Linked DNA regions of Mus musculus: region 1 is linked to region 2. The links are chromatin contacts, found by POLR2A ChIA-PET in ENCODE. All regions are on one chromosome and are shown on one strand. The core of a region is the stretch at or near the end of the contact, and the rest is flanking DNA. Distances in the headings are between cores, read along the strand shown.

The links. ChIA-PET counts read pairs that join two places held with the same protein, here RNA polymerase II (POLR2A).
Region 1: POLR2A ChIA-PET joins it to region 2 with 13 read pairs in Patski. The contact joins the promoter of Jpt1 here to the promoter of Slc25a19 in region 2. POLR2A ChIA-PET finds 5 or more read pairs at or near these places in 3 of 5 experiments (Patski and embryonic stem cell).

The regions. Positions count from the first base shown.
Region 1 is chr11:115,511,981-115,518,184 of GRCm38, forward strand. Jpt1 (Jupiter microtubule associated homolog 1) reads right to left here and starts at 2,413. Exons shown (of 5, transcript NM_008258.2): 1 at 2,240-2,413. The coding sequence starts at 2,295.
Region 2 is chr11:115,626,247-115,632,357 of GRCm38, forward strand. It overlaps Slc25a19 (solute carrier family 25 (mitochondrial thiamine pyrophosphate carrier), member 19), which reads right to left and starts at 2,049. Exons shown (of 7, transcript NM_026071.3): 1 at 1,819-2,049.

The DNA of each region.
Region 1 (6,204 bases), core at 1,163-3,662, 110 kb before region 2:
TATTAGAATCAACTCCAACGTGCCTCTTTGTCCTCCCTCAATCCCCAGAGAGGGAGGCTTTCATGGCTAAGTGGAATTAAAAGCCCATGGAATTCTTCAGAACCCTAGTGGACTTGGCCAAGAAAAAACAAGGGTGGGGAGCACTAGCACCCAGCTAGCTTACAAATCTGCCAAACCTGCCTAGTCCAACTTTTACTGGTACTATGATAGCAGGTACTACCTCCCCAATGACGTCAGCGTTATAGAGACCATCTGAAACAGAGAGCGGTTCCCAAACAAAGGATTTGCTTGCAAGACAAAGTACTTCAGCTGTGCTTTGGACTCTTTCTTTTTGAACCACATAGATAGTAACTGCTTCAAGGTTGCTGAGTTAAGACCCAAAAATGTCATAGCACAGACAGCAATTTAAAAATTAACTCCTTTCTTCCATCCCGACTCCCATCACCCCAGCACAGCATTCACCACTGAGGCTGCAGAGCAAGCATATTACTGAAGAAAGGGGGTGAAGAGAATTGGTCAGATTTCAGGAGTCGGGGAGAACCTTAGCACCAACACTGGAGGGCAAGCAGTGGCAAAGGAGGCTGCAAACACGTTGTATTTGTCTCATGTCAAGCACGCATGAAAGGCCCTGGGCTCTGAAATGCTCTACAAAGCCTGGAGCTGAGCTTTGAGTCCCAAAAAATAAAACCCAGATTACACATTGTCTTGCCAGGAACCAGTGTCAGACCAGGAAAAGTTGGCCTCATCACACAAAACAAAAACCCAGGGCTCAATCTGTCCCTGTGTCCTTTGTAACAAATTACCTCATTTGAAGGATGACAACAAGAGGGAGTGACCCAGTCTCCTAGGTCTAATCTCCAGTTCTGCCCCGCCCTGTAAGCGCTGACCCCTTCAGTTCCCTTCCATCACACCAATTCTTTTACTACTTCCTGAAACTGAAAGCAGTCTGTAGCTGCCCCAGCTTCCTCATAAGACTACTCAAGGAGGCTGCTTTTTGTCAGCAAGTTGTCAAGCCCCTGTGAGAGACACTGCTGTTCCACGCTGCCTTCTTAGCCCCACAAAATGGCTCCCTTTTGTGCCACTTGGTCGGGACCCCAAGGCTTGGTCACACTCAACTGTGGGTCATCATCAATGGAAAATACATGGCCAGAGAACATGGAACCAAGCCTTTGGGAAGATCAAAGAGATGCCTGAAAGCCAACTTAAGGGACTGTGTGCCACTAGCTGAGACGATGTAGATGGACTCCCTCCGCTGAACAAAATATCTTCACCAAGTTAAGTGAGGGGTAGGAAACGGGTCCCAGTCCAGTCACAGAGCTCCTCCCAAAATGCAGTGTACTGGGGACAAGCAAGATCCCAGCTTCCAGGAAGGGATACTACATACTACTGGAGAGACAATGGATGGCTCCCTAGCCCCGCCCAAGCACAGACAACCTCCTCCTCCAAGAGAAGCCTGCTCTGGGGTGAACTCATTCGGCCAAAGTCAATGGGAGAAGTAAAGAAGGCGACATGGAAGGGCAGAGGTCCGAGGACCTGAGCGCAGAAAACCCATTTGAGCAGGCTCACGGCCCCGCGCATTCGGAGGTGGGCGTGGGGAGGGGGAGGAGACCCGATCTCTCCTTTGTTAGGCGCAGGGAGGCACTTTGATAAGAGAGCTCCTGTCCAGGGCTGGAAGTGGAGGGAGGGGATGACCAGCCCCGCCCTACCAGAGGTGCACCTGCTGCGCAGACACGGACACCCCGGCGGGCCACCACGAGGAAAAGAGCCTGCAGACCAGCCGGATCAGTGCTCAGATTTGCTCGCAGCGCCCAAGGCCGGGGCCAGCACACGCCCGAGCCAGAAGCGGGAGCGCATGGCCCTCATGTGGGACAATGGGCCCAGGGCCCTGCAGGCTCCTTGGGCTCCTGGGAGACCAAGCCCACCATCCTGGACCCGACCAGTGTCGCCGCGGGTGGCTGAAAGAAGATCCTCCCGCACACTCTCACCGACTCCAACCTGCCGTACGGCAAAGGGCCGCCACCCACAGTCCCCCTCAGCTGTCGTTACCGGGGAGAAATGAATAGAAGGGACGACTGGGGCGGGGCCACAAGCCGAGGCAGTCCTGCCGCACAAAGCGGCGCCCACTCCTTACTCTGCCACCCTCCCCCGGGCGCGAGCGCGGTGCTCCCGGCCCGTTACCACCAACGCCCCGCGGTCCCCACAAGCCCTGGAGGGCTCGAGCCCTACCCTGTCGCCTTACCGGGAGCTGTTCCTGCTGTTAGGGTCCACACCCTTAAAGGTAGTGGTAGTGGTCATGGCGCCAAGGGGCGAGGTAGGCTGGCCCTGAAAACGCCAAGGGGGACTGGGACCAACAGGCGCAGACGACTCCAAAAGCTAAACCACCAGGGCTCCACGAGCTTCTACCGCCGCGGGGCTCGCCGGACTCCCATTTTATAGAGCCAATAGGGCCCACCCTCCACATGCCGCCATTGGGCAATTTAAAAAGATCTCTTCATTTCTATTGGTTAGCTACAGTGCTAATCATAGATCGGCGTCAGGACGGGCTGCGCGGGAGACGGCTCGGCCTAAGCCCCGCCCCCTTCCTGTACAGAGAAAGGCCGCTGTGGTCTCCCCTCCTCCACGCCCTCGACAATCTGGTGGTGCTCAAGTGTTCACGGTCACTTTAAAAAGTTACTTGAGGGGCTGTCGAGGTGGCTCATAAGGAAAAGCCCTTGCCACCCAGCATGACAACCCGTGTTCAATCTCCAGGACCCACAACGTGTAAGAGACCCAACTCTCTTTTTTTTTTTGTAGAACATGATTTTAATATTTTCAACTGTTAATACTCAACAAGCAGAATAATTATTTTAAGATATACTTCGTTATTATGTCTTCATTTCTGATTTTATTAATTTGGATACTGTCTCTGTCCCTTATAGTTAGTCTGGCCAGGGGTTTATCTATCTTGTTGATTTTCTCAAAGAACCAGTTCCTGGTTTTGTTGATTCTTTGTATAGTTCTTTTTGTTTCTACTTGGTTGATTTCAGCTCTGAGTTTGATTATTTCGGATACCCAACTCTTGAACCTCTGACCTCCACGCACCCACGCACTGAGACACACACACACACACACATACACACTACCTAGCTACCTAAATAGAAAGCTACCTCAGCAGGATGTGTCGGCACTTCCCTGCAATGCCTTAACTTGGGAGACTGAGGCAGGAGGATCACTTTGAGTTTCAAGCCAGTCTGGTCTAAACAGTGAGACCCTGTCAAAAAGAAATGAGGGGGAGGCAGAGAAGGAAAGCAGGAAAGAGAGAAGGGATGTCGTGTTAAGGCCATATGCTAGTACTGCAGAGGACCTAGGTTCAGTTGCCAGCACTCACAGGGCAGCTCCAAACTGTAGCTCCAGTTCCCTGACCTGGGCAGTTACATGCAGGCACACACATGTACACAACGTAAATCTTTTGCCAGGCGATGTAGCACATGCCTTTAATCCTTTAGTCCCAGCACCAACTCAGGAGTCAGAGGCAGGTGGATCTCCGAGTTCTAGGCTAGCCAGAGTTACACAGAGAAACCGTGTTGGAGAGGGAATTTTTTTTTTTTAAGGTCCGAGGTGGGGGTGCTGCACACCCCTAATCCCAGCACCCTGGAGGCAGAAGCAAGATTTCTTAGCCTCAAAAAGGGCGGGGGGCACACAGTGGTCTACACCTTTGAACCCAGCACTAAGGAGGCAGAAGAGTCTAGGACAGCCAAAGATGTTACACAGAGAACTCCCCCCCCACCCCACCCCCACCCCCCCACCCACCCACCCCACCCACCCTCACCCCTACCCCCCCGTCTAGGAAAAAAAAAAAAAACAGAAACAAATGAAAAGAATTCCTGGATTAGCCTGCGCTAACTGGATTAGCCTGTGCTACACCATCACCCCACATCCCGCTGCCGATGCTTTAGTACCGTCCCAATGTTTGGTTACACCAGCACTCCTCCCTACTCCTGGCAATATAGGGCAGTGCCACTATGCAGGGTAGATGGCTAACAAAAACCGTAAATCCGCTCTTTAACCTGACCAACGTGTAGGAAATAACAATGTTTTCTCCACGCCCCAAATAAGCCTTCAGCTTTCCATGCTTCTGGGTGGAGATGAATGAGACCTTTCACCACTAGGACAATCTTTCTTTCCTTCTTTCTTTTCTTTCTTTCTTTTTTCTTTTTTTTCTTTTTTTGGTTTCTCTGTGTAGCCCTGGCTGTCCTGGAACTCACTCTGTAGACCAGGCTGGCTTTGAACTCAAAAATCCACCTGCCTCTGCCTCCAGAGTGCTGGGATTAAAGGCGTGCGCCACCACTGTCCAGTTTAGGACAATCTTTTTTTTTTTTTTTTTTTTTTTGAGACAGGGTTTCTCTGTGTAGCCCTGGCTGTCCTGGAACTCACTCTGAAGACCAGGCTGGACTGGGAAACCTAATGAAGCAATCTTAAAGAGTCCGTAACAGAAAAAGTGCTGAAATTCCAGGGGTTTTGTTTTGTTCTCTGTGTTATCTACGTAGCCCTGCTGTCCTGGAATTCCCTTTGTTTTTTAAAATTTTTTTTTTTAAGATTTATTTATTTGTAAGTACACTGTAGCTGTCTTCAGACACACCAGAAGAAGACATCAGATCTCATTACGGATGGTTGTGAGCCACCATGTGGTTGCTGGGATTTGAACTCCAGACCTTTGGAAGAGCAGTCGGGTGCTCTTACCCACTGAGCCATCTCACCAGCCCTGGAATCCCCTTTGTTGACCAGGCTTCCTTTAAGCTCATAGAGATCTGTCTGCCTCTGCCTCCCAGTAAAGGCCCGTGCCAACATTTCTGGGAAAGACTGGAATCTCTTTAATATTAATCTTTCAGCCAGTGGTAGAGCCCACCTTTAATCCCAGCACTCTGAAGACAGAAGTAGGAGAATCTCAGTTCAAGACCAGCCTAGTCTGTCTCAAAAAAAAAAACTTATATAAATAAATAAATAATAAAACAGACAAACAAGAAACCACTTTGATCTTACTCTTTAAGTGCCAATGGTTGGCACATGAGCAAGCCCAAACGATGGTTTGCCCTCAGAGGCTGTTTTAAAGCTGGCTAATGCCTGGTAAGGGGATGGCCTCATCTCTAAAACTATCGGAGCTGCCAGGGACTTGGCAGCTGTTTCCAACTCTTAAGTCATGACTCTTCCACCTGTCTGGGTAAATTTATCCCTGCAACAAATGCAGGCAACACTTGGAGGACTTGGAGGATGGTCTAAAGATCTTCATAGGCAAAGCCTTAGGTGAAAGCATGTAGGCAGCTGAAGGGCGACCTTTTCTCATGACAAACCTAACCCCTAAAAGTAGACGTCTCCCGTCCTGGGTACCCTCAGTATTTCCATAAAACTCAACAATATTCCTCTTCCTGTCGCCTCTTCAGGCAATTGGTTAGTGTTTTCAGCAGTCTTACCAAAATACTCTCCCTCTAGGCTTTCACAGAAAACCAGAATTCCCTTCTCTTTCCAAATATGATCTCTCATGTCTGGGTCAACCCCAGTAGCATAAAGGATACTTCATGTCTAACCTGGAGTCTTCCCATCCTGCCTCCAGCATGGATGTTGGCATTATAGAGGGCTACCCCCTGTCAACTGGACATCCTTTGAGCAATGAAGAGTAATTACCACCTGCTTCTAGTGTGTTGAGTTGTAAGGAATAGGAAGAGTATTTGTTCAGAGTCAGGCAAGATGACTCAGTGGGAAGAGGTATCGCTACCATGCCTGAGAACTCAAGTTCAATTCCCAGGCACCAAATGACGGAGAGAACCGACTCCTTGAGCTTGTTTTCTGACTTCCATCCACACGTGGGTTCAGCCACACGTGCACATATATACACAGATAAAATACGTAAACATAAGCTGGGCATGATGGCACAATTTAATCCCAGCACTCTGGGGACAGAGGCAGGCAAGTCTCTGAGTTCAAGGGCAGCCTGATCTACAAAGCAAGTTCCAGGGCAGCAAGAGATCACAGAAAAATAGTCTTAAAAAAAAAAAAAAAAAAAACAACAGAAGTAATAAATGTTGAAAAAGAAAATGTGGTGTTCACAAAACCTGAGAGCCCATGCCTAGGGTCCTGGGTTCCATGGTGGGAAGAGAAGGCACCTGGGTGAGCTGAAGTCTCTGCACTACAAATGACAGCTTGAATACTTGGAAAAGCAGTTGGCTCTAG
Region 2 (6,111 bases), core at 799-3,298:
AAACCCAGACGGAAACTGCACCGTTCAAGCCAAACACAAGGTGGGAGAGGCTGTTGTGTCCGGATTTCTAGAAATGAGCACTTCTGCATTGCTGGATACGGGTCCAGAAGACTGGGTTTTGACTCCTAGGGAGACTGAGGTGGAAGGACCACAGTGTGAGGGCCAGCCTGGACTACACAGCTCAACTCAGTCTTAAAGGCTAGAAGGAAATCTGTGACTCACACCTGTAACCTAGAACCCTGGAGGCAAGGGCAAGAGGACTGGGAGCCAGCCTGGGCTATATAAGACCTCAAGAAATTCAGAAATTCAGACAAAAGGCAAAATGCTAGCCAAACATGTACAAGACCATGGGTCCTGCTCCCCAGCACTAAAAGGAGTCACGGTAGAGTCCCTGCCTTTTATGCACAAAATCCTGAGTTTATAAACCCATTGTTACAAAAATAAATAATAAATAAATAAATAAATAAATAAAAGCCTATATGCACAGGGATGGTTTAGCAGGTGAGGGGACCAGCTGTCAAGCTGGAAGACCTGTGTTAAGGGAACTGGTTACTCCCCTTTTTTTATTGTTGATTTTTGGGTTTTTTGTTTTCGAGACAGGGTTTCTCTGTGTAGCTCTGGCTATCCTGGAACTCACTCTGTAGACCAGACTGGCCTTGAACTTAGAGGACCCCCCCACTCTGGGTTGTTACCTCAGTGCTAGGATTCTAGGCATGTGCCCCCACCCGCAGGCTCTGGCTGCTGCTCTTACTGAGGACCTAGTACCCATAAGAAGGCTCACAGCAGTCATTCCAGTCTCTGGGGATCCGAAACTCTTTCTCCTGCCCCAGGCATGCATGCGGGGAAAACACTCATTTACAGCAAAATAAAAGTAAAAAGACATTTAAATGAAATAAAATACCAACTCAGGTTTCCCTTGTGGGAAGTAGGAGATGGCGTCTGACTGCCTGGCTCAAACTGCTCATCAAGTTAAGTGATAAAAACCAGTAAGTCACACACACCTAAAAAGCTTTAAAAGTGTTTGCCTTCAAGAAAACTAAAAAACACAAACATTTTTACAACCCAGGCGAGGAAAGTATCACATTTGTTAACGTACCCTGGGTTCAGTCTCCAAAAACCAACACAGCAGTGTAGTCTGTAATTCCAGCACTTGGGAGGTGGGAGGCATGAGGACCAAGAGTTCAAGGTCACCCTTAAGAACATAACAAGTTCGAGCCTAGCCAGGATTATACGGTCGCAAACCAATAACAAAAATAAATAAAGGGAAATATTAATCTCCTGTTTATTCAAAAATCTTCGTGCATTAACAGTCTTGCTATCTAAACAGATAAAAAATGATTTATAATATAAATAAATATAAATGCAGGATTGAGACAGGGCGGCTGCTGACCTGAGTGGCAGTGATGGGGGTGCAAGCGAGTTTCTTCACCCTGCAGCTTTTCTACCTCAGACTCCACTGTCGGGTGGACAGGTGTCCTTCGGTGACTAACCGAGAGCCCATGTGATCTGCTGAGGCGCTCTGCAGACAGCCTCGCGTGAGTGCACTGTCCAGGCTTTCCGGGGATGGGGTGGGGTGGAGAGGGCGTCTCCGTGAGTCCGGGGCAGTGGACACCCCATGTGCAAACGCCTACGATGGTGAGTGGTGGTGGGAGGGATTCGCCTTCCGTGTCTCTGAAGATGCTCCTGGGGTCAGGTGTGCCTCGTGAGCATCCGTCCCCGCCCCACGTGGATACCTGCCCTTCTCTGTTCTGACACACGGAGTGGGGGTACCGGCCCCCGAGAGTACCGGGAAGAAAGCAAAGCCAGAGGTCCACTCACCTGACACTTCAGGCCCGTCCGGGCTCCTCAAGCTCAGTTCTCCCTCCCTCTCAGTGTAGCCCAACAGCAAAACTTAACAGCACTTGCCAGTAACTGACAGGCTGCTAGGCCAATCACCGTGCAGCTTTTGGCCGCCGCTGGACGAATCGTTGTACGTCGAAGGTCCCATCCCAATGTCACTGTCCAGATACCGCTAGGTACTGTAGTCTTCCGCTTCCAAGCCCCACCCCCTTGAGAAGCTGCAGAGACTCCTGGGAGGTGTAGTACCACAGCGCCTTGCGTGCGCATTTCCGACGCCGTAAAAGAGCGGATGGCGAAGTTGGCTTTTACGACCTTCTAGAGGGCCTCTCATTGGCGCGATCCTCTGAAGTCTGCGCGGCTATGGAATATTAGAGCTCGCTGAACTTGACCCAGTTTTTATTTTTTATTTTCCAAATCAATGTAGTCTTAGAAGTCATATAACTTTGGAAAAGATGGCGGGAAGCCTGGTATTATTAGCCTGAAGGACTGGAGTTGGGTCGGGGTTAGATGGGTTCTTTGGGATAAGAACCTTTAAGGGAGTTGTACACACACACACACACACACACACACACACACACACACACACACACACACACGGGTCGGGGTTAGATGGGTTCTTTGGGATAAGAACCTTTAAGGGAGTTGTACACACACACACACAAACACACCCGGAGGAAACTACACACACACACACACACACGGAGGAATAAGAACCTTTAAGGGAGTTGTACACACAAACACACACACACACCCGGAGGAAACTACACACACACACACACACACACACACACACCCCCGGAGGAAATTTAGCACCGGAAGGACGATCGGTAGTTCAACATCAACCCAGAGTTCAAGGCCAGCCTAAGCTACGTGAGACCCTGACCTCTAAAACAAAAAGTTTATCTGAACTGAGATCTAAGTAATTTGCTGCAACTTCTTAATGTATCATTACTTACATGTTTTTAAATCAGTGGTTTATTTGTTACAGTTTAAGAGTTAATCTTAGCCAGGCGTGGTGGCGCACGCCTTTAATCCCAGCACTCAGGAGGCAGAGGCAGGAGGATTTCTGAGTTCGCGGCCAGCCTGATCTACAAAGTAAGTTTCAGGACAGCCAGGGCTATACATATATATATATAACCATATATATATATATAACCCTGTCTCAAAAAACCAAAAAAAAAAAAAGAGTTAATCTTTTTTAAAGATTTATTTATTTTATGTACATAAATGCACTGTAGTTGTCTTCAGACACACCAGAAGAGGGCATCGGATCCCATTACAGATGGTTGTGAACTATCATGTGGTTGTGGGAATTGAACTCAGAACCTTTGGAAAAGCCGTCATCTTTTTGTTGAGCCATCTCTCCAGCCCCTTTTTGTATTTTTTTTTTTTGGTTTTTCGAGACAGGGTTTCTCTGTGCAGCCCTGGCTGTCCTGGAACTCACTCTGAGTTCTGACCAGGCTGGCCTCGAACTCAGAAATCCACCTGCCTCTGCCTCCCGAGTGCTGGGATTAAAGGCGTGCGCCACCACGCCCGGCTTCCTTTTTGTATTTTTTAAGAACACCTCAAGAAACAGCTGGCTGGGCAGTAACAAATCTCTGGATAGCTTTTCTCATTTTGTTTTCCAAGTAGCAGAAATGACAGAAGTTTTTAAAGGTTAATAGTGGGGGGGGGGGGGTACACAAGGAGAGGCGAGAGGACAGCTTGCAAGAATCAGTCCTCTCCTTCCACAGGATCCAAGGGGTTGAATTTAGTTTTCAATCTTGATAAGAAGCACCTTTACCTACTGAGTCATCTCCAAAGCTAGCCTTCAAGTGTCGGAAACTACAATCTTAAAGATCGGTTCTTGTGTAGCCTCAGACTGTTACGTGGCTGTGGGTGACCCATGACTCTCCTTCCTTCACTTCCCGTCTGAGCCATCATGCCTGGCCTAGAAGTTTTTAGGTGTAATGAACGCTAGTCTTACTGCTTAGGTGGGGGAGTGGATCTTGCCTAGGCAAAGGTTCATTTCTCCAGGCAGGCACGCTGGGATCTCCCTCTGACCGCAGCTCTCAGAATCAGGAAAACCTCAACTTCAGGACCATCCGATTTGGCCCATATGGCCAACTCTGTGGCAAAATCTTCCCCCACTGCATTTTCTAATGCATGCACTGCAGGTTTATGCACATATGTCTCTGATCCGGTTTGAGTTGGTTTGAGTTGGGTGTGTGTGGTGTGTATTGTTCAGGTATATGCTTCTCGGTATGTGCCTATGAGGGCCCGAGAAAGGGTGTTTGTCTCTACCTTACTGACTTGAAACAGGGCCTCTCAGGGTTATCTTGTTTGGCTATGCCAACTGGCCAGTAAGCTCCCCAGGACCCACCTGTTTCTCTCCTGTCTTCCCGGTCCTCCCCCACCCCACACCCCCAGTAATGGGGTCATAGCCAGGCACATTTTTGACCTGGGTGAAGGAGATTTGAACTCATATCCTCATACTTGTAAGTAGTTCTGCCCCAATCCCCGATTTAGATGTTGTTTCAGCAGATGGACTTTTGTTTTGTTTTTTTTGTTTTTTTTTTGTTTTTTTTGTTTTTTTTTTTTTTGAGACAGGGTTACTCTGTGTAGCCCTGGCTGTCCTGGAACTCACTTTGTAGACCAGGCTGGCCTCGAACTCAGAAATCCACCTGCCTCTGCTTCCCAAGTGCCAGATGGACTATTACTACAGTTGAAGAATCTATTTTTCTCAGGTGTGTTCGTCTCCTTTTCCACCTCTGTTGAAACGGTTGTTTGCATGTACGTCGCGCTTGATTCCGCTGTCTTCACTCAATATGTGTATATAAGCCCTGTACACACACACACACACATCTCACACACACACACACATCACACACACACACACCACCTGAATAGGTGCCAGGATTCTTTCACTTGTTCCCCAGTTCTGATTTTTGCATATTTGCAATCTGGTCATCTAAGTTCAATATATTTAGTAAAGCCAGTCATGTGAAAAGATAAAAAAAAAAAAAAAAAAAAACCAGTTCCCGTCAGCTTGGGGAAGTGAAGCCTTCTGTGACCTCATCACACCCGAAACAGAAGCCTAAGAGTTCTTCTGGACTTCCCCCGCCTCCTAGGAGTGAATAACGTCTCCACCGTCTTGAACAAATAGGCTTGGCCACTCCCAGCTGAGCCACCCTGGGGGAGGGGAATGGCCCCCAGCAGTCTGCTCTCAGTAAGAAGTCAGTGTGAGCTTGGTGGAAGGGAACTTGCTGTGAGTCTCAGGCTTCACTTTCTCCATCCATTCAGACAAAGAAGGTAGACTTCAGGGTGCCCAAGCTACGCTGCCTCTGTAGATCTGTATGTCAAAAACCCTGTCAGCCCAAGCTGATACAGAATCGCTTGGACGCTGCCTCCCTACCCCCACCCCACCTCCTCTTTGAGACAGGGTTTCTCTGTGTAGCCCTGGCTGTCCTGGAACTCACTCTGTACACCAGGCTGGCCTCGAACTCAGAGTCTGCCTGCCTCTGCCTCCCCAGTGCTCCAATTAAAGGTGTGCAGCACCACCACCCAGCTAAGAATTTTTAATTAAATTGGATGTACTTGTGGGGCAAAGGACGGTGTGCACATATGAGTGCAGTTCCCATGGAGTCCAGAAGAGGGCATTGGATGTCTTGGAGCTGGAATTCCAGGTCATTGTGAGCTGCCCTTCTAGGTGCCAGGAATTGAATGTAGGTCCTCTGCAAGAGCAGTAGAGGGTTTATCATTGTTATTATGTTTTAATTTTACTACGTTTATTGTATGTGCATTGATGTGTTGCCTGCATGTGTGTCTATGTGACGATGTCAGATCCCCTGGAACTGTGAGCTGCCAGGTAGGTGATAGGAATTGAACCTGGGACCTCCAGAAGAGCCAGTGCTAGTAACTGCTGAGCCAGCTCTCCAGCCTGTAGTACAGGCTTGTGACTGTGTGGCCAGCTCTCCAGCCTCTGACTTTGTACTGTGTTGGTTTGGGGACAGGTTCTTACTGGAACATTGACTACTCTGGCTGACTATGCAGATCAGGTTAGACTCCTGTCTATCCTATGGTAATTCTTCAGCTGCTGCTTTCTGAGGGCAGGGACTTCAGGCTCAGGCTGCTGGGCCCATGTCGTGTGTTTTCATCTGAGTCAGAGTGAAATGAAGAGCCTTGTATCTTATGTTCATTGTTCTCTGCCTCCCAAAGTCACTAAGAACCTGCTGAGCTGTTTTGATCCCTGTTTCAGACCCTGGGACATAGCAGCTCCCTGTGGGAACGTTC